Regions from separate parts of the Mus musculus genome. Here region 2 is linked to region 1. A link is a loop called in an ENCODE intact Hi-C map of the cell type or tissue named here. Cell type or tissue: left cerebral cortex. All regions are shown on one strand. Each heading gives the region's core, and the rest is flanking DNA. Links, peaks and the distances in the headings are about the cores only.

Region 1 (2,914 bases), core at 301-2,800:
TCTGGGACACTGCCTTAGAACGGAAGTAACATTTTGTTTTCTCTAAAAGCATTCCAGTAACTTTATGCTGGTGTCACAGAGTAAGGGTCGGGCATAAGAGCAAAACGAAGGTTCCTTTTTCTTTTTAAATATCTGTCCTAAATTTGGGTAATTTATAATATTAAAAAAAAATTATTGCAGGTCCCCCCCCCCCCCCCCCGAGACAGGGTTTCACTGTATAGCCCTGGCTGTCCTGGAACTCACTTTGTAGACCAGGCCGGTCTCGAACTCAGAAATCTGCCTGCCTGTGTCTCCCGAGTGCAGGGATTAAAAAGGGATTAAAGGGCTCCATTGCAGATTTTATAGGCCATAGATAACTGAAAGACTCTAATTGCAATGCTGGATTAACTAAGACATGACTACTGAAACCAAAAGACAGATTTGTCTAATCACCGTAGCTTAGATTTAGGTTTTTGCAGAATGTTACTTTTCAAATTACAAATGTCTGATGGTGACGTGTTTTAATTCAGGAAAAAGAGAGTACGACGAAGACGAACAGGTGGCTGCTTTTAGACAGTATAAACTTGTTCCAGTTGCTTGTATGGGCCTTCTTAAAAGTTATCCACACCCTTGTTAGAGAGGTCACGCTACTTTGGAGGTAGTTTTCATTGCATGCTTAGCAATTAGCTTTCCGAGGAAAGTCTCTCCCCTTAGCCTTTCCAGCTTAATTCATCAGGATAGGAACTCAGCAATAGCTCCAGAAATTGAGGTGCAGGCTGGACTCTCACAGAGAAATCTCAAACTTTCCCCAATATTAGTCCACTTTGGTTACTCGCTGAGTTATGTGTGAAGCAATTAAATGCCTTTGACAATTAAAAAAATTTTTTTTACCAAGTCTATAAGAATTTTGTACAATTTAGTTTGATCATAATCATCTCCCTCTCCAAATGTAAGTCTTTGATAATTTAATGGTCTGGGCACAGACCTTTTGGTCACATACATTTGCTGGTGTGGATCCGAATGTTGGGGTGGATGGGGGGGGGGGTTGGTGGGGGAGGGGGAAGATCTGTGACAGGGCAGAGCCAACTCCTCTTCGAGGAGTTGCTACAGCCTAGCCGGCCAAGATACAAAAACTCGAAAAAGGCCCACAGAGCCGGCGAGCCTGACAGCGCTCACGTTTTCGCGACAAACCGCCCCGGAAAGGGGCGGGCAAACCCGCGCGGAAACACGGAAGGGTGGGCCTCCGAGAGGTAAAGAAGCGGGCGGGTCCAGAGCAGGTGAGGGAGGGGCACAGGGCTTGGGGGCGGGACCATGGAGGGCGAGGGCGGGGCGGCGCCGTGGGGGCGGGCCCATGGCGGGCGAGGGCGGGGCGGCGCCGTGGGGGCGGCGGTGCTTCGGGTGACAACGGTCAGAGATGAAGGTGGCGGCGGCTCAGCGGGGAGTAGTGCTGCGCCGGGCGCGGTTGGCAGCCAGGCCGCGCCTGTAGGACCTCCGGGCCGGGGTGGCGGGATGGGGACCCGACTCGGGTAGAAAAGCGGGGACAGCAGAGAGCAGAACTTAAGCCCGAGGGGCTCGCCTGCTCCGGTCACACTCGGAGTCCTCTTCCACCTGCTGCCGCTCGGTCCCGCGTCCGGCGGGCCACGACGGCGTCGGCGACGGCGGGGGCATGTGGCGCTGGGTCCGGCAGCAGCTGGTAAGTGAGGGCTGGGTGGCGCGGCGGGGCGGCGAGGGCTAGGCCGCGGCGGGGGCGCGCGGCTCTCTCTCGGCCCGGGCTCCGCACAGCGCGGGGATGCACTGCAGCTTGCGGCCGCTGAGGGTCGCGAGCCGCGCGGGCCCCGAGGTGGCGGAGGTAGCGGCGCGGGGCGCGGGTCAGGCGGCTCCCCCGGACTCCGAACTAGGCTCGTGCGGGCTCCGGAGGAGGTCTGGGTCCTCCTCGGCCTCCCGGCGGAAGCTCGCCCTGGGCCTAGGAGGAAGGCGCGCCGGAAAGGTCTTCACCGCAGACCGGTGCAACTTCTCTGTGCATCTCTTGTGTGTCACCCACCCCTCAAGGCGGTTAGAACGCACGGGTTAGGAGCCAGTGGTTTAACTTTTGAACATTACTGTATTACCTGGAAAAAGAAAAAGAAAACCCTAGAGTGACTTAAGTGTCTAAAAAGCGTCACCTTTCTCAGAAATCATTCACAGACGAAAATCTCTCATGTCCCTTGGCACTTGCAGCCCAGAAAATAACAACGCCAAGGCGACAATGACAGTTAAGGCAGACATCACTTCAGTTCTAGGAATGCTAATCTATATGCTGTTTAATTTTGAAATTGTACCAATTGCAGTATTTTTTTTCTACGAGGTTTCAAGGCAGTGATAAATCTTAGAGAAACAGAAATGTCCTGTTTTGAGACCAAAATCTTCATTCTTTTTTCTTGTGGTAGAACAGTTTTTCAGGTGAAAACTAAAAAGTATGTATTTCAGTCAGTCTCCTGTTTATTTTACAGTAAGCATCATTCTTAAATAAAGAAATCTTATAAATAAAACTAGAACCGCCTGCCACTCCCTCATACAAATGGTAGGTCTTTATTTTTAGCTAACTGTTGCAAATTGAAGTATTCCAGCTTTATTGGGAATCCAAGCTAATGATGTCATTTAATCCACACTTGCTTTCTTGTGGCAAGCCAGTACAGTAAGGAAGTTAATTATTACAAATCTGATCTGCTTTTGACTTCTCAGGCGTCAAGTAAACAAAAGATTTAACACCTTTTTATCTGATGTTTTGGGTGAGAAAATAGTTTTTAAGGCTGTTTTTTCAAGCCTTTCCCAGTATGTTAAGACAGTCTCTCAGTGTGAGGTACTTTTTTGTTAGCTTGAATAAAATCTTTCTATGTGATCATTCCTATCTTCCAGATAGAAATCTGGTAATGTTGTGAGAAATGGCTTTATGTTT
Region 2 (2,914 bases), core at 177-2,676, 61 kb before region 1:
GTAAGGCTGAGGAGTATTGAAGAGTCTGAGGACTCCCCAAACCTAAGTCACTCTCAAGCAGTATTAAACCAAATAAATTTATATTGAAGACAAAATAAATAAATAAATAAATAAATAAATAAAGGATTCATGACACATTAACTGTAGGAGGAAAATAATTTAAATGTGTTCTGTGCACAAAACACAGAAGGGCACATTGAGACTCTTGACGATGTCAGACTTTATTAAATAATGATAAATTCACAAGCTATGTTGCTTTTGCTGGCTACGGTTTACCTGGGTGTCCCAGTTTCCCTTGATAGCAGACTATTGGCAACACACATTACTTTATTCCGGTCTTAATCACTAACATCAACTCTCAGATCTGACATTGTACTTCAGACTCACAAGTGTGCATACATGTGTATGTGCATGTGTGTGTCTGTATGCATGTAAATTGCAGAATGGCTACTAATGGGTTAATGAAGTGGTATAGTTCAAAGAGGGCTTTACAAAAAAATTGGTACAGATGCAGGTACTGCAGGTAGTTTTAAAATCCAGTTGGAGAGCAAGCCGGTGGCACTGAGCTGAATCATGGGACCACAAGGTAGGGCAGAAACGCAGGACGACAGTGGTGAAGACCTGGTCCATAGGTATAGACAGACAGACCAACAGATGGCAACTCATAAGGGATGTTTCAAGAAGTAAGGAGCTTGCTGGGCTGAAGCTCAAGAAGTCTCTGCCCCCATACCAGACAAGTGGATGACCGTTGCTGGGACTGTCATCATCATGGTATTGAGTGTCTGTTAGTGGGGTCTAGGTAAGGAGATCTCACCCTTCCTTGGCCTGTGTGTTTGAGGGTTTCTTGGGTCTGGATTTTTCTGTTGTGGTTTCAAATCTACTTTGATAAGTTTATAATTGGTACCTTTTTTAAGAATCAGTTATCTGCGGGGCCTAGCAAACACATAAGTGGATGCTCACAGTCAGCTATTGGATGGATCACAGGGCCCCCAATGGAGGAGCTAGAGAAAATACCCAAGGAGCTAAAGGGATCTGCAACCCTATAGGTGGAACAACATTATGAATTAACCAGTAACCCGGAGCTCTTGACTCTAGCTGCATATGTATCAAAAGATGGCCTAGTCAGCCATCACTGCAAAGAGAGGCCCATTGGACTTGCAAACTTTATATGCCCCAGTACAGGGGAACACCAGGGCCAAAAAGGGGGAGTGGGTGGGTAGGGGAGTGGGGGGGAGGGTATGGGGGACTTTTGGGATAGCATTGGAATGAGGAAAATACCTAATAAAAAAATTAAAAAAAAAAAGAATCAGTTATCTGGCAGTCTGTGCTTCCGGTGGTATCTACGTGGACAGTCATGTTGCCTCTGAATTTGCTGCTTTGTAAAATGGAGTCACCCAGGGCACAGCTTTCACATAACAGAGGAGAGCACAGCCTGAACCTCTAGCGAGAGCACGTGATTTAAAAGAATCCACATGAGTACAGTGCCCTCAGAGGCCAGAAGAGGGTGCCATAGTCCCTGGAGCTGGGTAGAATTATAGGTATCAGACATGAATGCTAGAAACTGAACTCACGTTCTCTGGAAGAACAGGAAGTTCTCTTAACTGCTGAGCCATCTCTCCAGCCCTTGCTTTCCTGTTTTCATTGATAGGCTTACGTTAAGCAAGCCTTTGCTCACTATGCCTGTCTTTTCCCATGATACATCTGCTATTAATCATGTGCATGCCCGATCATGTATAAGCATACGATGGTAAGTAGATGTTCTTCCTACAAGTTCACACACAGGACACACTTTACCTCTCTGGGAGTCATCGGAGACCGGCTGGATCGATCAATCCACTGTTCCCAGATGTGCTTACTGTCTTTTGAGCCCTCATCTGTCTCTCCGCCCTTGAGCTTACATTTCCATTGAGATACCCTTGATGAAATCACCAACTCTGCTTCATAAATTGGCAAATCTTAAAGTTCTTTCAGCGACTGAGTTAAGGTTCATAAAAGTCCCAAGGGTGCTAAAGGTGACGTGTGTCCTCGTCTTCCCGCCTCCGGTGACGTCATCGCTAAGACTCTTGAAGTGTGATTCCTGTGAATAGTCTACACCTGTACTTCCGGCTGTGTCTTACTTTCGTCGGAGCAACACTCTTTCTTTCAGGCCTCTGTGTAAGCCTGTATGAAAACAATTAACAAAATCTCTGCTCCAACAGTCCTGAAATTCTTGCTATTGAAGTCCCATTTCCGCCTGACATCTTGGTCCTTAAACATCTTGGGTAGCTAGCTGCTCAGGCTAGGATGGCGGTGTAGAGCTTTGTCTCTGACCCCTCACTACTGGCACCTCCCACCCCGGTTGTCTTCAGGAGGATGTCATGAGCTAACTTAGTAAAAGGCCTGGGGAAAGCATAAATAGCCCTGGTCAAGGTAGGGTCCTGCAGATCACTGACCTGCAAATCATTGTCTCCTGCAAGGACAAGGTGCAAACCAGTTTCTAGCGACAAGTGCCCCTCTGGTTAGCTACAGGCTTGAAACTTTTTCTTCTGGTAGTATGAGATTCCCGAGAGCATCCCGATTTTAGGGGTGGTCACTCTGTCATAATTTGATAGCCAAAGTAAGGAACAAAAGAATCCTTTAGATCCTTTGTCAGTCCATTTATAAAATTCCTGGAATGTGCCACTTCGGCATGAGTGTTGTTTGGAGTGGAAGGTATTTGAAAAGCAGCAGATGCTGAAGGAAAGGAATCCCCTTCATTCCCTTCTCCTTGCATACAGGAGAATAAAAAAAAAAAAAAAACCTACACTGAAGACTAGGCAAAAAAGAATGCCTCTCAATGGGGAGGCACAACAAACAGGATTCTGTACAAACAAACCCTGCTAAAACAATTCCTATTTTCCTTTAGCCTCCTACAGAATTTACTTCTCTGTACTCG

What was found. A loop is a pair of places that touch in the nucleus more often than their neighbours do. Peaks named below come from ENCODE experiments on the same cell type or tissue, not always from the same donor. Only the 100,000 strongest peaks of a DNase experiment are listed, where the experiment ranks them.
Region 2: a loop joins it to region 1, with 2.4 times the contacts of the local background. A loop is called at or near these places in 8 of 42 quality-filtered maps.

The regions. Positions count from the first base shown.
Region 1 is chr3:35,752,739-35,755,652 of GRCm38, forward strand. Atp11b (ATPase, class VI, type 11B) reads left to right here and starts at 1,325. Exons shown (of 30, transcript NM_029570.4): 1 at 1,325-1,672. The coding sequence starts at 1,646. In left cerebral cortex, for the core only: a CTCF peak has its summit at 1,788; DNase peaks (open chromatin) are centred at 1,336, 1,780 and 2,554; H3K4me3 peaks cover 1,999 bases; H3K27ac peaks cover 1,001 bases.
Region 2 is chr3:35,691,692-35,694,605 of GRCm38, forward strand. No RefSeq gene overlaps it. Among named protein-coding and RNA genes, the nearest start is that of Gm6639, 27 kb to the left of the region's middle. In left cerebral cortex, for the core only: a CTCF peak has its summit at 1,502 (motif pointing right); a DNase peak (open chromatin) is centred at 1,511.